Regions from separate parts of the Homo sapiens genome. Here all the other regions are linked to region 1. The links are chromatin loops, found by intact Hi-C in ENCODE. Cell type or tissue: dorsolateral prefrontal cortex. All regions are shown on one strand.

Evidence for each region. A loop is a pair of places that touch in the nucleus more often than their neighbours do. Peaks named below come from ENCODE experiments on the same cell type or tissue, not always from the same donor. Only the 100,000 strongest peaks of a DNase experiment are listed, where the experiment ranks them.
Region 2: it touches region 1 in a loop (2.4-fold over the local background); 17 of 110 quality-filtered maps call a loop at or near these places.
Region 3: it touches region 1 in a loop (5-fold over the local background); 11 of 110 quality-filtered maps call a loop at or near these places.
Region 4: a loop joins it to region 1, with 3 times the contacts of the local background. A loop is called at or near these places in 33 of 110 quality-filtered maps.

Annotation. Positions count from the first base shown.
Region 1 is chr2:2,118,268-2,123,267 of GRCh38, reverse strand. The region is part of intron 3 of MYT1L (myelin transcription factor 1 like); the gene reads left to right. Among named protein-coding and RNA genes, the nearest start is that of MYT1L-AS1, 200 kb to the left of the region's middle. RefSeq lists a silencer at 2,270-2,359. In dorsolateral prefrontal cortex, CTCF peaks have their summits at 2,097 and 2,297 (motif pointing left); DNase peaks (open chromatin) are centred at 1,179 and 2,277; H3K4me3 peaks cover 506 bases.
Region 2 is chr2:1,908,641-1,913,640 of GRCh38, reverse strand. It overlaps MYT1L (myelin transcription factor 1 like), which reads left to right. Exons shown (of 25, transcript NM_001303052.2): 12 at 1,531-1,621; 13 at 3,294-3,401. Among named protein-coding and RNA genes, the nearest start is that of PXDN, 170 kb to the right of the region's middle. In dorsolateral prefrontal cortex, CTCF peaks have their summits at 2,675 and 2,880 (motif pointing left); DNase peaks (open chromatin) are centred at 2,618 and 2,850; H3K27ac peaks cover 3,698 bases.
Region 3 is chr2:3,648,702-3,653,701 of GRCh38, reverse strand. It overlaps a transcript of ALLC not described here. Among named protein-coding and RNA genes, the nearest start is that of ALLC, 7.0 kb to the left of the region's middle. RefSeq lists enhancers at 1,522-1,761, 1,013-1,761, 1,872-2,151. In dorsolateral prefrontal cortex, CTCF peaks have their summits at 1,843 and 2,552 (motif pointing right); DNase peaks (open chromatin) are centred at 1,551, 1,945 and 2,541; H3K4me3 peaks cover 1,460 bases; H3K27ac peaks cover 3,179 bases.
Region 4 is chr2:2,290,165-2,295,164 of GRCh38, reverse strand. The region is part of intron 1 of MYT1L (myelin transcription factor 1 like); the gene reads left to right. Among named protein-coding and RNA genes, the nearest start is that of MYT1L-AS1, 27 kb to the left of the region's middle. RefSeq lists enhancers at 881-1,380, 2,388-3,176. In dorsolateral prefrontal cortex, a CTCF peak has its summit at 3,110 (motif pointing right); DNase peaks (open chromatin) are centred at 697, 1,269, 3,083 and 3,472; H3K4me3 peaks cover 288 bases; H3K27ac peaks cover 4,780 bases; H3K27me3 peaks cover 781 bases.

The DNA of each region.
Region 1 (5,000 bases):
AAGAGCATTATTCCGCCTCCCACAGGCTCTAAGATGCTGAAACAGCCCCAAACAAATCAAATTCTTTAAATCCTAGGATTACAGAAAAACAGGGTAACCCAACATAGCCTGAGCCTTCAGAGTTTCATCCGGCAGTGATGCTGTGCCCAAAGAAATGGGTCAGATGATCCCCCACTGTGCCAGAATGTTGGGGAGGAAACACAAGGTCAGGCGAGCCAGCGTGCCCTGAAAACCCCTCAATCTCCTGGCTTCTCTCAGTTTGCATTCATTCCCTCACCCTGTGTGACTGCCCCCAAGCTCTCTCTCCTACTGTCCCTGTCTGCGCCTCCCCATAGAAATCCCTGTGTGGATCCAGTTCTGTCTTCTACTCATTGGTCTCTCTCTCTCTCTCTCTCACACACACACACACACACACACACACACACACACATTCCTATCCTCCCTCCCAGTTCCACAATTCTGTACAAAACACCAGGAACCAGCCTGGCAGAGACAGAACCCTCCACTGATGCGGAAGGACAGTAAGTTGTATGGCCAACCCAGCGTTCTCTGTGACAGAGAAGCGAAGAGGAACAACTTTAAACTCTTACACATTGGTAAATTTTGCCCATGGCCCAAGACTATACAACAATGTCCAAGTAATGGCTGTTAGCTTTAAATCGTCTATTTTGTTTGGAGGACTTGAGTTCTTTAAGAACTTGGACCCTGTACATGAATTACTTTGTATATGATAGCGTGTTACACATGTGTTATGTGCCTACGCCGGCCATTACAGGGAGGAAGGTGGGCTTTTTCCTACCCCTTCGTGTAGTCTAATGCCAGACACAGGCAGACATTCTGTGATGATGGTGGCTCTGATGCCCTGGGTGCTTCCGTGTTCCAGCCACTGCTCTGAGCACCTCGTATCCATCAGTGCATTCCACCTGCAGAGTCCCCATGAGAGTCCCCAGGAGAGAGGGGCTGCAGTGTTCCCATGACAGATGAGTAAACCGAGGTACAGAAAGGTCAAATACATCGTCCAAGATGGCACATACAGGAAGAAGTAGCACTCAGACTCCAAGCCAGACAGTCTGGAGCCGGTGCCCACACTCTTAAAGTGAGTGGGAGATACAGGCAGTTGACTGCACGGCATTGCTAGTCACATTGGATAGTGTGGGATCTCACCAGTGCCATAATCAGGTCCACGTGCACATCATCGCCAGATGACGGTGCCGCCCTGCTGACAGACGCACAGTTTAACAAGAGCGTAGGAAGACCTCACCTTCCCTGGTCAGGGGTGCGGGGAGCAGCAGTGCTTCCCTGCCATCGGGGCCGGCATCAGCCAAGCAACCCTTTCCTTCCCGGGTGGTCTCATGTGGCAGAAACAATCATTGATAGAGCAAGAAGGGACTGAGATCACAGGCGACCGCAGCCCCCTCCTGGGCTCCAGTAGCAAAGTGGGAGGACGAAGACTGCATTCATAATAGAGAATTCCTGAAAGCTTGAAAAAACGCGGTGGCTCACACCTGTAATCCTAGCACTTTGGGAGGCCGAGGTGGGCGGATCACGAGGTCAGCAGTTCGAAACCAGCCTGACCAACAAGGTGAAACCCCGTCTCTACCAAAAATACAAAAATTAGCTGGGTATGGTGGTGCGCACCTGTAATCCCAGCTACTCAGGAGGCTGAGGCGGGAGAATTGCTTGAACCCGGAAGGCGGAGGTTGCAGTGAGCCAAGATCACGCCACTGCACTCCAGCCTGGGTGACAGAGCGAAACAAACTCCATCTCAAAAAACAAAAAGCAACAAAGAAAGAGGTTGAGGGCGGTGGCTCATGCCTGTAATCCCAGCACCTTGGGTGGCCTAGGCGGGCGGATCACGATGTCAGGAGTCCAAGACCAGCCTGGCCAACATAGTGAAACCCCGTCTCTACTAAAAATACAAAGTTAGCTGGGCATGATGGTGGACACCTGTAATCCCAGCTACTCGGGAGGCTGAGGCAGGAGAATTGCTTGAACCCGGACCCGGGAGGTGGAGTTTGCAGTGAGCCGAGACCGCGCCGTTGCACTCCAGCCTGGGCTGCAAATTAGAAAATGTTTTCCTCGCCAATATGATTGAAGGAGAGCGAGTTTAAAAGACTTACAAGCACAATTATTTTTAACATGGAATCATGTTTAAAAGAGTTGCACTATAAAATGAAAATCCGGCAGTTCGATCCACGGGCTGGGGGGCACCTCCTTGACTTCCGCCGAGCAAGGGTCTGTGGGCGCTGGTTCCTCCGCGCCGGCCTCCCGGTGACCGCCATCGCCACCTGGTGGCCGTGGGTCTAACACACAGGTTCACTGGAAATGGACTTCGGGGGAGTCTGCAGGATTCCTGAGATTAAAACACCCACCACACAGTGCGCACTCAATGGGGACAGCTGGTAGGAATCTTCGGTGGTCGCTATGAGCGAGGTATTGCACGGTTCAGAGATGAGGATAATACACACACACGTGTGTGCAATGCGCACATTCGTATCCACAGTGCGGAGTGGGGAGCATGGGATCATCTTTCGTAATTTACAAACTGCTTTATAGGAACAAGTAATACCTTAAGAGTTACCTTAATTATAAATTTTTAGCTTCTCTTGTTTGAGTTTCACCAACAGCTTGATTTTTGTAAGAGCATGACTCCCCTTAGCTTCACATCCATCCCTCACAGTGTACCAGCGTACAGAGCCGGCCTTCAGGGCACAATAATTTAGGTTTAAAAGAGTGAGATGGAGAACAAGCCCTGTACTGACTTTACAATGATTTTTAAAAATAAAAATAAATAAAAAAGGCCTTAATAGGAAGCTTAATGTAGTGGAAAGAAGAGACAAGCAGAGAGGTAAGTACTATTTTTGAAACAGGTTAAGTTATAGTCATCACATTATGCATTTTACAAGCAGCACGTGACTTATGAGAAAACAGAGGCCCAGGCAGATGACGTTCATCCCCAGCTTTAAGGTGTACATGGCTGGCTTGTGATTTACCCTAAGCTGAGCTTGCAAGGGCAGCGACCACTCCCTCCCAGGGCTGTGAATGTAGACGCAAAGGAACCAGTGTCCATTCCTCATAGAAAACTCAGCTGATTGAGCTAATTTGACGATTAACACTATCATATTGTAGTGAGGCATGCCGGCGATCTAGACTAAAACTCTGTTACCATGGGGGGCAAAGAACGGCATCCTAACCCAGATTTTGTAACGAGCTGGGCAAATCTCCTAAGGTTGATCTCCATTTCCCTCATTTGTGAATGTTAGGTGTTTTCAGTCATCTAAGTCTCCTTTATTCTCTTAAACAGGCACACACCCTCACTCGCACACATACATATTTCTTTTCTCTGTCATATTTCCGCAAACCAAATTTCCTTGTAAGTGACGTAAGATAGCTATGATTAAAAAAAAATACTTTCACTTTACAGTTAGTATGTTTAAAAGGTAATGTATGTTAGTTTGGACATTTGAAATAATTTATAATTAGAAAGAGAATGCATACATACAGTTTTGTATACTTGAGTATTTCTAACACTATGAAATTAATATTATTGTGTCTTGTATTAATGCGAATCATGATGTTAACTCTTGTCACTAGCAAGGGAAGAATAAGTAAGGAACTGAGGTTAAACCTGGGCTGAGCTGCACTCAGGGATGTACCCTGAAATGCACAGCATGCTTCTCCTACTCCAGGTTTTAAGATGAATTTTTTCTTACGGAAAATGGAAAATGGAAATATGATCATTTAATTCTGAAAACTTGTTTTAGAATTCAAATACTTAATTCAGTAGTCTGCATTGAGATAAATTTTTAATATATTCATTACACAAAAACTGAATTTTATTTTCCCTTAATTACTTTTGGGTAATGACTCCCAAATAAGATGAGATATTTATGAGTTTTTACCTTAGACTACATTTTTCATAGATTACTATTTATTTACTGTAAGCATGAATTCTTAAGTGCCTATTTATGTAGGTAAAAGCACTCTGTAATTTTTAAAGCAATATATTATTACAAGTGTTATTTATTCCTAGCAAATTGCCTAACAGGTTGTCCTCTCACCATTTTTCTAATTTTTTTTGGCCAGGTCAAACATGTTTTCACACCTTTGAAAAATGTACGTGAAAATGTCCTGTTAGCGTGAAGCTGTGATTCAGAGGTAGCGTAAGGTTTCAGTGTAAATGCAAACCCAACCAGTAGCTAGAGATATTCTGTATCTTCAAATGTTTGTCTTAACCACATGGTTGAATATTTAACCTAATGAATATGGTGGCAGGAAAACTGGAAGCAACCATGCGCCCTGGCGCACGCTGTCATTTATACAGAGAGCTCTTAATTCCGTCACTGTTCTCCTAGGAGATGGCGCCTTATTCTATTTACCTCTCATTATGAAAATGTCAGTGTTCCAACCTTGATAAAACTATTGTTGAGAAAGTAGAATGTACTTGATGTTTTCTTGTGGTAGTTTAGTCTGGGAGGGAGGAAGTGGTATTTGATGGATAATTGTTAAATTTAGATTTTTAAAATTCCTTTTGTCATAATAATTCAAGTTTCACTGAAAAAAAATCCAAGCAAAATGACTGGAATTATTTAATATTGATTGGTAGTATCCAAGGCACTATCCTTAACAGAATTTGTTTTGTTGTCGATTTTAAAATTTGAGGAATTTTCAAATATTTTGACAAGCACAAGGCATAACCACATTTATAACCCTTCTATGTTTGTAACAGGCATCCTTGTAATTGATTTTATGGCTATGGGATATCTGAGTAGAGTTTCTCTGGGAATTTCTGGAATCACTGATTTTGATATCTCAACCTTAGTTATAGCCACATAATATTATTGGAGAAATCATTAATATCAGTGTTTATGCACCAATTATTTTGCTTAAGTTATCTTCAATTAGGACTTCAAGTAGAATAGGATTATCTCAGTTGTTTTATTGATTAATATACTTCAACTTATGCTTGAAAAATTTTAAGCAATTCTTCATATTAAATA
Region 2 (5,000 bases), 210 kb after region 1:
CAGAGGGGAGCAGTGTGAAGAGAAGCATTCGTGTGCTGTTGTCACACGGTGGTGGACAAATGATAAAGAAGAAAGAATGAACGAAGTAGGTAGATCGACATCCTGCAGGAAGGAGGACCACGCACATGCTTCCTGGAGAGGCCTCCCTGTAGGGAGGAGCAGCACTTCTTCCTCTGGGACAGGGAGGAAGGGGGCAGGGAACTGTGCTTGGATCCTCTCAGAAAGGAACCCTCCTGTGACCCCCTCCAGCCAGGTGCCAGCACAAGATGAACCAAAGGTGGACTCACTTTGATCATTCATTTTTCTGACAGCACTTACTAGGACCTACCACATCCAGGACAAGCCAGGAACTGTGGGAGCGATAAAGCTAATACCAAAGCAAACTCTGCTGAAGGGACTGCCCAGCAGTAAGAAGACAGGGTGTGGACTCAGATAACAGCAACACCATGTGGATGTGGGATTCAGTGCCCAGCAGACTGCAGGGGAAAGAGAGAGGTTGTTCTAGAGAAGGAGGAAAAGTGTCAAAAATACAATTACATAACTAGAGTAGGCAGATCTGTTTTGAATAGACCTTCCATGTTCACCTGGCCTCAGGTAAACCTTGCTGTCAGGGAAAGCCACCACCCCATTCCCCTGGAGTTTGGAGACAGCGGGCTCAGAGGAGCAGAGCATGATGCAGACAGGGTCCGTGTGGGGGTCCCTTCGTCCCTGCTAACCTTCCCCCAGAACCCAGAGTAGTAGAGCGTTCATGAAGGACCAGAAAAGAAGGAAGACACAAATAATTCAGGTCCAACACCACTGCTGGGAAAATTCAAGCAGCTCTCCCCTGCCGACCAGCCAGTAGCATCCTTGCACCACAAAAGGTGTCCATGCAAGAGGCCTCTCCCGCTTGTTAATTTCACAGGGTAAAAACGCAGACGCTTACTCTTCTAGCTCATCCTATTTAAAGAATAATAAAGCACTTGATTCCTAAAGGAAGAGTGATTATTTAATTCATTTTATTTAAAATTAAGGTTTGTGGTTCTGTATTCATCTACCCACCACACGTTCATAATGCTGTGTGTTTCCAAAGCACAGGCATGTTTTTAAAATCCCCAGCCTCTGTGTTGTTCTATGGCTAATCAATACTCCATGCTTGTGCATGGGTAATATCTGTGAGGCCCTCGCTCCCCTAGCCCATCAGGAAAGAGTCAGTTCTGTGTTCTCTGAACTCCCCAGCTCCTGGCTCCAGCGCCTCTGCTGTGTGAGGCCCTTAGCATAGAGTCCCGTCAACCTTCTTTCTCTGGCCTTTCATGTAGGGTCTGTAGGGTCCAGTCAACCTTCTTTCTCTGGCCTTTCGTGTAGGGTCCGTAGGGTCCAGTCAACCTTCTTTCTCCTCCCATGTGTGTTTTCCTGGCCATGCCCATCACAAACGTTTGTAGGACTGTCTATCATGAGCGACCTGGCCTTTGTTAAATGACTGCATTTTCATGTGCCCTAACCGTGCCTCTGTTTTAACACTGGCTGTTCTCTTTGCCTCTCCCTGTCAAGTCCTTGCCATGCATGAAAGTGTCCTCAAGTGCCCCACTCCGGGCTGCACGGGGCGCGGGCATGTCAACAGCAACAGGAACTCCCACCGAAGGTAAGCCACGCGTGGGTCACTGGTGTGGGAGGGAGCACCGGCTGCTCTCCATGCCTTCTCCTTCCTGGGGGGCCTACCACGCTCCATATGGTGCTCCCCACCGTGCTCCCCAAGTGCGGGCACCTCCATATAATGCACGGGAGTGAAAGCACTCCACGCCCTTGTGGTGCAAACTGGATGGTTTTAGTTGCCCCACCCACCTTATCATAGCAGGGTATAGTATCAGGAGTGGAAACCATGACCATTTACAATGGCTGGAAGGAAGGAGACCAAGCCTTCGCTGTCCTCCGAGGTGAAGACAGGGCTGTCCTAGTGTTCATTGGACAGGACGTGGCCTGGAATGCAGCACGCCTGTACAGTGTGTAGCTTGGCTTGGCTGCCCTTGGAATTCTATGGAAACCCCAGGTCACAAGTATGGACGTCTTCAGAAAACCTGCAGATGTTTAGCAGGTTGGGGGGTGGTCTGTGGGAGGCTGGGGTGCCAGGGAAATAGATTCTGGACTCCTGCTAACCAATGGACTCAGAACCACTCTTTTGTTTGTGAAAGATCTGAGTTCTCTTTTCCTGTCCTGTGCAGACTTGATAAGAACTACTCAGCTGCCCATAATATTGCGTTCTTATCTGATAACTTTTTTTTTCCCAGAGGCCAAAAAGTGATTCTTTTAAAGTTTGTCTTACAGTCTATGGTTTTATGAGTTCACGTAAAATTGTATCTAAAAGAAGGAAACTGTTACAAGCTTCACTCTAATTTTTGCTTGTCTGACTGGCAAACCTGGTCCTTTGTGTTACATTTATAATGAAACAAATGACCACTGTGCCCTCCAGAGACATTCAGGTGTTTAATCTGCAGAAGCAGGAAATGATCGATAGGTTGGAGAGGTGCGTGCTGTGTGCTGTTCGATGCAGCATCCGCAGCGTCAGGGCCTCCGTCAAACCTCAGCACAGGCGTATTTTTGGGATATGACACATATATGGGGTGAGCGTCTGTGCATATGAGCAGATACGTATGTAGACACCCACAGAGCAGACACGGTGATTTCACATAAAGTGAGCTTGCACACAAAAGAGCCCAGCTGCTGTCTCCTCCGTCTAGACTAAGCCTGAACTATTTGGCTCCACAAAACATTTTATTGCAGTCCTAGAAATCATTCTGCTTTCCTCTCCACTTTCATTTCCCTGCTTGTGGAGAACACCAAAGGGCTAAAGTCAGACAGGCCCCCCAGACGCCACAGTCAATAGCATTTAGGAAATCAGCTTGGAGCTCCATCTTCTGGTAACAGTCAATTCATTGCCATTCTGGGGCTTCAAAACTCATCCTACCCAAGCTGTTAATTCTTCATCTCCAGAAATGGAATCTGTCTACAGTTTTCACCAGCTATGTCCTCCCGAATGCATGGGAGCTGGGATGCTCTCATTGGGAAGGATTGAATACACCTCACACATAGCACTGCCGCCAGCATTCTCTGCTGGAGACCAGCAGAAAGCATGCACCTGGAAACATGACTACCTCCCCCTCTCCCAGTCCACCCATCAGGACTGCCTGTGCCAGGTTTGGGAAACTACCCCTCCCTCACCAGCTCCACCTGCATCAGGGTCTTGGTGCTAAGGGAGGATTAGTGTGCTGTGAAGGTGTTTGAGGCGGGACCATTCAACCCGCTTTCTGTGATTGCAGCCTCTCCGGATGCCCGATCGCTGCAGCAGAGAAACTGGCCAAGGCACAGGAAAAGCACCAGAGCTGCGACGTGTCCAAGTCCAGCCAGGCCTCGGACCGCGTGCTCAGGTACCCAGCAGGAGTGCACCATCCGTGAGCTCTATCCATAGTCTGCCCCACACCTCGGAGCGCTGGGGACACCCGCTCAGGGCATGTCCCTACAGCAGCAGGGGCAGGGACTGGAGGGCGGGGCTGTGCTGGAAGCCGGGGCCAGGACCCCTCACTCCAGGCCAGGCTGTGTGAGGGCAAGGGTGTCATTCTTCCCCTGGTGTCTGCGGATTCGCTGTGACAATTTACATGAGAGAATTGGAGGAAATCATTTCTGGTTTTGTTTCTGGACCTGGTATTTCATGAGTCTGAGTGCTAGATGAAAGGGAAGCTTTGAAAATTACTGAGATGTCCAAGGTAATTTTGTCATATTTTGCAGGATAGGGCCTCACACCAACTAAGGCTGGTGCTGATGTTTCTGACGATGCCAGGGGTATGAGCACCCTGTGCACACGTGTGGAAGCTCTCGCGTGCAAAACCGGCAGAGCTCCCTCCTGTTACGCCCAATGCCCTGAGGTGTAGGTGGGAGTAGGTGTTGTCACCTCCGTTTGGCAAGTGAGAAAATCCAGAGTGCGGAGGTTAAATGACTGACCCGAATGTTACAGTGGGTCAATCAGTGTTACAATGTCGCAGATCATCCGGCTGAAACCACTGTTTTATTGAAGTTTTGGGAGGATAAGCTCCCCATTCACTCAGCCCTTCTATACAGCTTTCATTCTTACGTGTTGTTTGAAATCCTCATCTACATGAAAACTATGACAATTGTCACATATCCTGCCTTTTCACACAACATCACAGCAGAAACACGCGTCCTTGTCTCTATGTAATCATCTTAATTGTCATCTTCACAGCTACGTATATTCTACTGTTCAGATGTACCCCTCAGTGCCAAAACTAGGTTCTAGCTTTGAGGCATTCAGGCTGTTTCCTGCTTTTACTATTAAAGAGAGGGCAATAATACACATTTCTTTCATATATACAGCACTTTGCTTCTGTTATTTCTTTGGCTACTCAGAAGGCTGAGGTGGGAGGATTGATTTGAGCCCAGGAGGTCAAGGCTGCTGTGAGCTGTGTGATTGCACCACCATACTCTAGCCTAGATGACAGAGCAAGAACCTGTCTCAAAAAAATAAAAAAGTAAATTATTTATTTAGGATAAATCTCTTGGAGCAAATCACTGGGCAAACAATATGAATATCCTTTTTGTTCTTGAGTATTATTTCATAACATCCCAAGAAGCTTCTAACGTAGTAATTAAACTCCCTTCCTCCCTGAATAGAAAAGTTAAAATCTTTACAGAAAATTATAAATATTTATTTAAGCAAAAATAAGAAAACAAAGCCATCTATGACCCTACTATCAAGAGATAACTCCTCAATAAATTGTGGCACAGCTACATCTAGAGTTTTCTGCATTTGGGGTCCTGGCCTGAAGTGCCCCCAGAGCACCCATCTCAGGAAGCCACCCTTTCAGGGAAATGCACCCACCTTCCATATGGCAAGACCAAACACTGAACAACTCATAGGCCACCCTCCCTCTCCCCATCAGCCCACAGCTAATTATTGGCAACATGAAAACCACCCCCACCCAATAAAACAGACCAACCCGCGGGGCTGCGTA
Region 3 (5,000 bases), 1.5 Mb before region 1:
GGTCATCAAGGATGAGCAGAGCATCTCGGTGTGGTCTGGCAGCACCCTCGTGGTACCTGAGCCCAAGAGCAATGCCAGAAACTGTCTTCTCGACACCCACTGCTGCCACAATCCCCCAACAAACTGTGATGGAATTTTTTAGCAGAAGGACCTACCCCAGCTCACAGTGCCTGACACACCTTCAGGGAAAGCGGCAAGGGCTGGATCGTAGCTGGCAGGACGCAGGTCCACTTGGGCCACCAGGCCTTCAGTTCAACACATGCCCAGTCCTTGCCGGTCACCTGGAGTGGCCTTCCCTCTCCTCTCCAAACCCTGCCACAATGGATGTCTGTCCTGATTCTGGCCACATCTGAACTTCCTTCACACAAGTGGCAAACTGCAAACGTGGCCACAGTCCCTCACACCCCTGTGCAATGGAACTCCACAGCTTCTCCCATCATGGGCAGAGTCTATTTCCTGACCCCTGGGCTCACCTCATGACCAACTTGGGGCACAGAAGGAGACAGAGTGATGCTCCAGCTCTGAGTGGAGGCTTCGGGGGGCCCCGTGTGCACCCACTCTTTTTGAAGCAGCGCCAAAATGCTGCTGCCACCCTGCAGACATGTTCAGGCCAGTTACTTGAAGTGAGAATCTGCAGGCTGCAGACAGGCCTCCCAGCTGATGCACTGGAGACCAGCCACCCCACCAGCTACCCAGAGACACCAGAGTGAGCCCAGCCAAGACCATAACAACTGCCCAGCTTAGCTCAGTCCAAATTGCTGACTACAGAGTTAAGATTAATGGTTAAATGGATGGTTATTATTTAAAATCACTAAGTTTTGGCCAGGCGTGGTGGCTCACGCCTGTAATCCTAGCGTTTTGGGATGCTGAGCCAGGCTGATTGCCTGAACTCAGGAGTTCAAGACCAGACTGCGCAACACGGTGAAACCCCATCTCTACTAAAACACAAAAAATTAGCCGGGCATGTGGCACACGCCTATAGTCCCAGCTACTTGGGAGTCTGAGGCAAGAGAATCCCTTGAACCGGGAGGCTGCAGTGAGCCGAGATCACGCCACTGCATTCCAGCCTGCTAAACGAGCGAGACTCCATTTCCAAAAAAAAAAAAAAAAAAAAAAAAAAATCACAAAGTTTTGGGGTGGTTTGTTACACAACAAAAGCTAACTGATATACGCTGTTTGGGATATCTCCATCCTTAGGAAACACATTTTCTTCCCACCATAGAAATGGAAAAATATGTGCTTCCCAGCCTCCTTTGTATCTAAGGCATGGACGCCTACAAAGCTTCCATGTAGAATTGTGCGGATTGTAGCTCTATGAATAGTGGCTCTGGATTTGTGCAGTGCACAACCTGTGCAGGCCCACAAAATGGCCCCGAGCTCTAGGTACCAGACAGACCGGCCCCCAGGCTCTGCACAGGAAGCTAGTGAAATGCAAACACAGCAGCACAGCCGCTTCCATAGCAACAGCGGGCAGCCTAGCAACCACCCGCACCTGCTGCTGGCAGCCGAGGGGCCCTTGCAGGTCGTGGTGGGCGGCACAATCCATGGGCTTTGTTCCCTTCCACACGCACCGAGGCGGGGCTCCGGGCCTCCCAGAATTCCTGCGAGCTCCCAAAACGCTTTCAACAAATTCCCTTTGTGCTTAAATTAGCCCGACTGCGATTTTCCTGCTTGCAACTAAGAAACGTGTGGTTCTTGGTTCCGAACTGCTGAGCTGAGCCGGGTTGCGTCTGGTGACCTCAGCCCTCACCGGCCACAGACCCTGATGGGCCCACAGGGGAAGCGAAGGGCACGGTTTCCATGCAGTGACCTTGAGTTGCCTTCTACGGCGTGGGCAGAGCGCGAGAGCAGTTTCAGGCCTAAGGGAGGAGCATCCGGATGAATAGCTGCCCGCGAATAAGGACGATTGAGAGCCACGCGACATCTGTCAGGGATCTCGTCCTGCCCCTGAAGAAACGCCGGGCATGTTTCCCGCCTCCCCGGCCGATGGAGCTCCGCATGGGGTTGGCCCAGCCTCCATCCAGAGTTCGTCTTTGCCATCAACGGCCAAAGTGACCTTTCTTTCTCCTGACTGCTCTTTCGGTCGTCAGGTCTACGTGGCTGCTGTCACCGCAGGGACACAACGTGGGTGCCACTGAGGATGAGAACTCACGCGGAGCGAGGCCGGGTGCTTTCTGAAGAGTCTGACACCTCGGCCTCTGCCTCCTGCTCCCGCCTGCTCTTTGTCCTTTCTACGCCTTTAACTCGTCTCCCTTCCTAACACACACACACACACACACACACACACACACACACACACACACACACACACACACACACACACACACACACACACACACACACACACACACACACACACACACACACACACACACACACACCCCCCCCACCCACCCACCCACCCAAAAAGAATTCCCGCAAGCATCGGCGGCCTGAGCGCCCTCCGTGGCTCTGCAAACCTCCCCGCGCCTGTGTGGGCGCCGCCGTCCTCGTCCTCTTTTCCCACTAGATGGCAGTATGGAGCCACGGATCCGCCGCCACCGCCGGGCAGCCCCAGGCTGTGTGTCTGCGCTCATCCATCTCAGCCCACGCTTCAGAGGGCTCTGAGAAATACACGCGTGCCAGCTCTCCGGTCATGCCTCAATGCAGCACCTAATAAATCCCGGCTCTCTCCTTAACCAAACCGTTTCCCTCCTACTTTGCAGATCAGATTCTGCAGTCTACACAATAGGTCTCCTCCTCGGAAGTTATGGGAATAAAATCAGGGTAATGGTTCTGACTTCAGGCCCAGTGTTTATAGCCCCTCACGTTTGCTTTAAAGCAAGCATAATCCTACACTGCTGAATTAACCAGGTACAAAGAAAGGCCCCGTGCGCCTTCACTGTGCCTGCTATTAACACAGACTCCCCTCCATGAAGCCTGGTGGAGGGTCTGCAGGGTGGGGACTGCGTGACAGTGGGTACCCACATGGGAGGGGTAGTGTGGAGGCAGAGGTGTTTGTACCCAAGCTCCTCGCCTGTATGGGAGTAAACTGAGCCCCAGACAAGTGCGAGACGCCCCAGGAGCAGAGCATCTGGAAGGGAGGTGCACGCACTGCTGACCCCCACAGAACTATGGGGCAGGTGGCTGCCAGGGCCCACATGTTCACCGGGCCGAGGGGCTTCAAGGTGCTGCTGGGGCTGGAGCTGCAGCTGCCCGCTTGCCCAGGCCTCACCAGGCTTCCACCTGACAGTCACCGTGGTGCGCTGTTTCTCTCACTCAGTAGCCAGCAAACAGCGCTCAGCATCAGTCCTGGCAAGGCAGGCTGCCTGGGTCAACTCAGGGGCCATCAGCCCGGTGGCCGGCCACAGACAGGGAATCCTGGCTGCCCCGAGAGCCCTGTGGATGCCACTCCGGCCCCCAGGAGGAGCAGTGGGAGCTCCTGCAGGAACCTGGAACAGGGCTTTGCTATCTAATTCCCTAAACCCCAGAACCCAGAGAGTGTTCCCTCCTCCAGGAGGTGTCCCGGCTTCCTCTGCCCTCTCAGCCAGCGCTGCCCTCTTCCCTTCCAATTGAGGGCACTGTGCAGCCAGTGCCGAACGGCTCTTGTTTTCTGCAAGAATCAGACATAAGAGGGGAGAAAGGGGTGAAGACCCACAGATGACGGCTCCGTGCCTTCCAGGGCACTAATGCATCACGTCCAGTTCCTCACAGAACAAATTTGGAAAACGTCTTAGACGCTGCTGAACAGCTGTAGCTGGGGAAGCTACGGGCAGCAAGTCCTCGAATTGTTTCATCCAACCTTGCTTCGTTGTAACACTGATGAGGAAAAACACTGAATCCCAGCTGGGGCCGCTGTCTGTGGCGTCTGTTTGTTCTCCCCATGTCTGCGTGGGTTGTCTCTGGGCACTCTGGTTTCCTCCCGCGTCCACACGTGTGCACGTGAGTCCCTGGTGTGTCTGCCCGGTCCCTGTGTGAGTGCGGGTGTGTTGCCCTGCGATGGGACAGCGTCCTCTCCAGGGCTGGAGCCCACCCTGCACCCTGAGCTGCCAGGTCAGGCGTGGGCCACCCGCACCCCTGAACCAGAATCACTGGGTAACATGGATCTTATTTCTATTAATCTTTCTTAAATGTATGTGTAAACCACATTTACTTCAGTATTTAATATTAGAAGTGTTTGGGGGCCGGGCGCGGTGGCTCACGCCTGTAATCCCAGCACTTTGGGAGGCCGAGGCGGGTGGATCACGAGGTCAGGAGATCGAGACCATCCTGGCTAACACGGTGAAACCCCGTCTCTACTAAAAATACAAAAAATTAGCCGGACGTGGTGGCGGGCGCCTGTAGACCCAGCTGCTCAGGAGGCTGAGGCAGGAGAATGGCGTGAACCCAGGAGGTGGAGTTTGCAGTGAGCCGAGATCGCACCACTGCACTCCAGCCTGGGCAATAGAGCGAGACTCCGTCTCAAAAAAAAAAAAAAAAGAAGTGTTTGGGGTCTTTTTTCGAAGTCTGGTGATGACCCTGTGACCAGAATGACACCCTAGGCACTTCAGTCTTGCTCATTAACGCGCCCATTGTGGAACTGGTTTCATTAACTGCCATTTCACCCAAGCCTGCCATTTCCAAGAACCTATGACGTGTGTTGCCGTTTCTATGAACCCGTCTACGGCGTGCATGAGAACGTACTGTCCTGGGCTATGTTCACCACTGCCTGGCACCCAGGCTTCTCTACGGGGCCAGGTACTCAGTACTCAACACCCAGTACTCTGCCACGCCGACCGCCCTACACACATCGTGTCATGTAATCCTCACAAGGCCCCAGTGGGAGGCATGAAAATCATTCACTCCACCAATGAGGAAACTGAGGCTTAGGATGTTTCTGTAACTTCATGAAGATCACACTGTCACTTGAAGTCGTGTCCCAGCCTGGGACACAGCGGGTCGTGTGATGCGCTGGTGGAAGAGGCGGCCGTCTGCCCACATGGATTTGCAGGAGGACAGGGGTTGGTGTTGGAGCAGAGAAT
Region 4 (5,000 bases), 170 kb before region 1:
TCCTGAGCTCCTATCACATCTGCTCTGAAGCCTCAGCACGCTTTAGTATCACAGACTGTGATCAGGAAAGGCGGATCATAGATTTCACACCATCCAGCATCTCTCCTAATTCAGGGATTCTCCGGAAATCTTGACTGGTGTTCACCTGCTGATCCGGTCTCTGCCTGAATACCTAGATTGAAGGGGAGATCACCACCTAAAAAAAAAAGAACATCACTTTTAACTGCACGTTATTGATCTCATTTATGCACATTGATTGCTTCTCCACCCGGAATGTTAGCTTCTTGCGGACAGGGACTATTGTATAATATAATGTAGTATAATGTCTTCTACAATACCCTGCCCAAGTCTTTGCACACACTATTGCTTTCAACAGATACTTAATAATTGATTTCTTCTACAAGGTAAATGGTGAAATGAGCATCCGCTGACACTTTAATAATGGGCTGAATGTTTATTCCTAGTTACATGTGACTTAGATACCCTCAGCCTCCCCAGTAAAAAGAACAGGCAGAAAGTGAAGCAGATTTAACTCAGTTTTGGTCTCATGTGTAGAATGAGGTAATTTCAACTTCACTGTCTGCCCTCTCTTTCCTCCTTCCGTTCATATCTCGAATGCAATGCAGTCTCCAGCATGTGTTCAGTGGCTTAAGCTGAGCCTTGCTGGGCTGCCTGGCCTCAGATGAACTGCATCAGGCGCGGGCATCAGACGCGGCTTCTGGGTGATGCTGTGCTGAGCTCAAGTCAAAATTCATCTGATCTCAGTCCTTGCCAACTCTCTTCCCCCATTCTTTCTAAATTGAAACCATCCTAAGATATGCAACAAGGACAGCCAGGCTTTTGTTGTGCTTGGGGCCTGGCATAAGTTGAGAGGATGCCAGGGGCTCCCCTCACCACAGGGCTCCCCTCAGATGGCCAGTTGTTTTCTAAGCAGAGTCAAGTGACCGGGGCACCGCCCGTGAGTCGCTAACCGTCACCTGTGACCAACCATGCTTGTCTCTCGGCCATTCTCATGTTCCTCATTCCTCAGGGTCTGAGCTGTCACCATAATTTAATATTTTACACTGATAGATGAAGATATCTTTTAGAACCCAGATTTTTTTTCTCTTCCTCCTTACTCTCCTCTGTATTCACCCCACTACTTTTTAAAGCAAGACCATCCAATTCCACTGAAAGCGGGGGGCCCTGTCCTGCCCCCCGTGCTGGTGGCCGTTGCCTTCCCATGGCTGATGCTATCCAGAAGCATCCCTCAGAGGCGCGCCAAGCACGGAGCAGGCTGGCGTTCTTGGAACTGGGCATGAACAAGCCTGAGTTCCTTCCAAGGATCTCGTCCCACATCTTTCCTTCTGCTTTGTGCATTTTCAAAAACGTCTGACTCCAGAGGAGCCGGGAGGAGGGAGGGGGCCGGTCTTGCACCTGGGGGTTGGTGTCCACCTCCTGCCCCAGGCCGAGGGGCAGGTCCTTCCCAGAAGGGCCAGGGCAGCCTCAGGCGGAAGCTTTGGCCCTGCGCACCTAAGGGACACAGACACACCATCTTATACCAGTTACTACTTCCTCAGGGGTGTGTTTTGTTCCCCGGGGACCCCCTGAGGCCCCTCACCTGGAAGCCTTCGTTCTTCTAAGTTCCACCTCCTTAGCTCCGAGGGAAGCCCAGCTCCACCTGTGTGGGAACAGTGCTCACCATCACCCTCCACGCCCTGCTCCTGCAGATCTGCCTCTAACCAAGGGCGCTCTGTCCTCAAGGAGCACAGTCAGCGTGGGGGAATGGGGAATGAGGTCCTCTCTCTATCTGTAGTACCTGGGCACTGGGGACGGAGCTCTGAAGCCCTCACTCTTCCTTTTTCCTTAGTGCACTTGGCAGGTTCCCCTAAGAATACACAGGCATTTTCTTTCCCTCCTCGGTGCTGTTCTTGTTCTTTTTCTTATCCCTCAGCCCTTTGGATTACATAGAAGATGGACACAGCTGCCGTAGTAAAGGCCCCATGAGGCCAGTGGCACCTGATGTCAACGACAGTTTTGAGGCTTTACTTCCCCGAGCTGCTAAGCTGGGACCCTCTGGCTCCAGATGCCTCCAGGGTGGCTGTCTTGGCCCCAGATCCAGAGCCTCTATCTTCTTGATCCTGTCTCTATGACTTCAGATTTTCTCTGTAAGCAGAACTTGCAAATGAAACATAAACATGCAAGACAGAGGAAAATGTTCTTTTGCAGAGTGTGTTTCAGGGAAAAGAGCGTGCCTTGGTTCCCCGTCTCACCGATTTCCACAGATCCGTTCCTCTCCTATCCCACTCTCCTTATCTCAAATGTCTTTCTGATTGCTCTGTGTACAGACTTGGGGTTAAAATAAATTAGGGAGAATAGTTTGTCAGATACAGTTTATCCAATACGTCTGATTCCTTGGAAGCAAACTTGCTTGTGATATCAGGATGTAGAACCACTTCGTCTTTTTTAAATTTACAAATACAAACTTTGCTCTCTGTGTGACTTGAGCACAGTGTTCTCAATGTGGCTTGTGGAGGCTGGGACCCTGAGGGCCACACAGACGGCTATGTCTGTGCACCTGTCCCGGCAGGGCCCCGCGCTGAGCCCCAACAGGGATGGGAGGCTGTCCCCGAGTGCTGACGAACCACCTCTGGGTTTGCAGTGTCCTGTCCAGAAACCGTGTCACTGCTGAGGGCAATATGGAGTCCTGACATCCACAAGAAAATAAAAAATAGCAAAGGAAATCGAAGTGGGGAATTTTCCCAACAGTTCTTTCCATAGCCAACCGTAAGTCTTTTGTGCATTTCACAAGGACTTTTTCTCCAATTTCAGGTTTGTTTTCATGTAACGTTTGGGAATAGAATTGCTATCCCAAACCAAGGAGGCCGCAGGCTGGCCTGAGCGGCACCGACTCAGCTTCAGGAGAGGCTGAGCAGGGCAGCCTTCAGTCTTTCCTGAGCCACGGACCCCAGAGCTGCAGGCCCCTGCGCCCGCCCCCAGTCACTCTGCAGGAATTCTTGCATCTGAGGATAGTAGAGCCTTCACCTGCCCTGCTCGCTGCCCCTTTTGCCTGGGAAGATTCCTTCCTTCCCGCTCCACACCAACAGAGGGAAGCAGAGCCCACGCAGCTGAGGCCCAGGCCCAGAGAGCAGCGCCCTGGATGGGCAGTCGGGCCCCACCCGCTCCTCTCAGCCCGGGCACAGCCACCCGCCCCGCCCTGCACCTGCGGGCTGTCGAGCGCTCCTCTGCACTCTTAGAATCGCACTCTGACGTCTCGTGAGATGCTCCAGAGAAAGCTAGGCTGTGAATAGAAATGCTAAAAATTATCAAATACTCTGTGAGACAGTGACTTTTAGGTTCTTTTCAGACCCGGTCATGTGGGCTCCTGTAATGCAAGAGCTGGCACCTGGGGGCACAGGGTGCGTGGGTCGGGGAGCCAGGCTGGCTCGGCGCCTGCACGTGGCAAGGGAAGCTGCTGTCCACCTGCAACCGCACCCAGCGTACGCGGTGCAGAACCCGACTTTCCACACAGGCCACGGCGCCGGGACTCAGAACCCATCACGCACCGCGTCTCCTTAGAACTGAGCGGCTTCCTCTTGTTTGTCCCATTAGCAAATATGTCGCTTTTGATTTTCACCTTCCAGTTTGTGTGATGAGCTTCTTCAGGACAAAGACCTGGACACTTTCCTGTTGGCCAGTCTCCTGCCTCCCATCCCCAAGAGTCACCTCTTCCATTTCCGCGAGGAGTAAATGCCTGTAGATTAAATCTTCTTCTGAAGTCATGGGCAGGCATGGGGCTTCAGTTCCAGCTCCAACCTGTAAAATCATGGGCTTCTCTAGCTAATTGTCCTGAGCCCAGAACATTTTCATTTTATATCATAAAGAGATTTAAGCTCAAATCACAAATCACTGGTTTCATAGTCAGGAGGCAGGAAGGCTGTACGTTGGCTTTGTAGCTAAAACCCAGAATCACAACCCTTTTTTCCTGATTTTTTTCATCATTCTCGCTTCTTAGGCTGCTTCTGTGCTTTGTCTCAGGGTTCTCAGCATAGGAGAATTTAATGTTGCTCTGAGTTATTCCTTAAGTAAAAACATAATTTATACTGACTTTCATTTTTTTTTTTTACCTAGCCTTTCCCTTACATAATCTAAATTGATTTTTATAATGGCCCTAGAAGGTGAGTGGGCTGGTGTTGTCAATGTTTTATCTTTTTCCTCTTTATCTAATGGAGGAAGTGGTTGTGTTTTGAAGTTCATACAGCTAAGAACTAGCAGAATAGCAATTCAAATCTGGATTTTCTTTTGCTAGTTCTGGGGATTTCTTTTGAGCCAGTGTTTCTTAGCCCTGGCCACACATCAGGATCACCAGGGGACCTTAAAAAAAATACTGATGCCTGGGCCTCACCCCAGACTAATTGGATCAGTGTCTCTGCAGGCAGGGGTCAGTGCCTTTCCAAAGGTCGCAGGTAATTGCAATATGCAACCAGGTCCAGGAACCACATCTTTAAACCATGTTGTTTTCCTGCCTCTACGTCAGAGCATGTGTGTGTATGTGTGGACTGGGGGCATGGATGCTAACAGAATGCTGTCATTTTAACCTGTAGTTCTTAAACTTGGCTGGCACATGTGATGAGCAATTAAGTTTTAATGACTCTTTTTCTTCATTGTTATCTTTATGCCCACACCAGTGTTGTATTTCCTTAAAATGTAAGTCCTTTAATTATACAAACTGTGTGAGTATAACATGTTCTTGCTATTATATGGCATGTGATAAAGCACACAGCACGCTAGTCTTCGAGATGAGGTCATCCAGCGACTTCAGACTTGCGCAAATAAAGAACCTTTTAAAAAACGAAAGCAGACGAAGGCCTCGCTCCTCAGATGGAAGTGGAAGCCAGGGCTCTGGGCCTTCCCCAGCTCCCTCTCCTTGCAGATAAACGTTTGCTCCATCAGAGGTTGGGGGTGACCATGGGACTCTCAGATATACAGAGCACAGTTCCAAGACAAGGTTCTAGACCTCA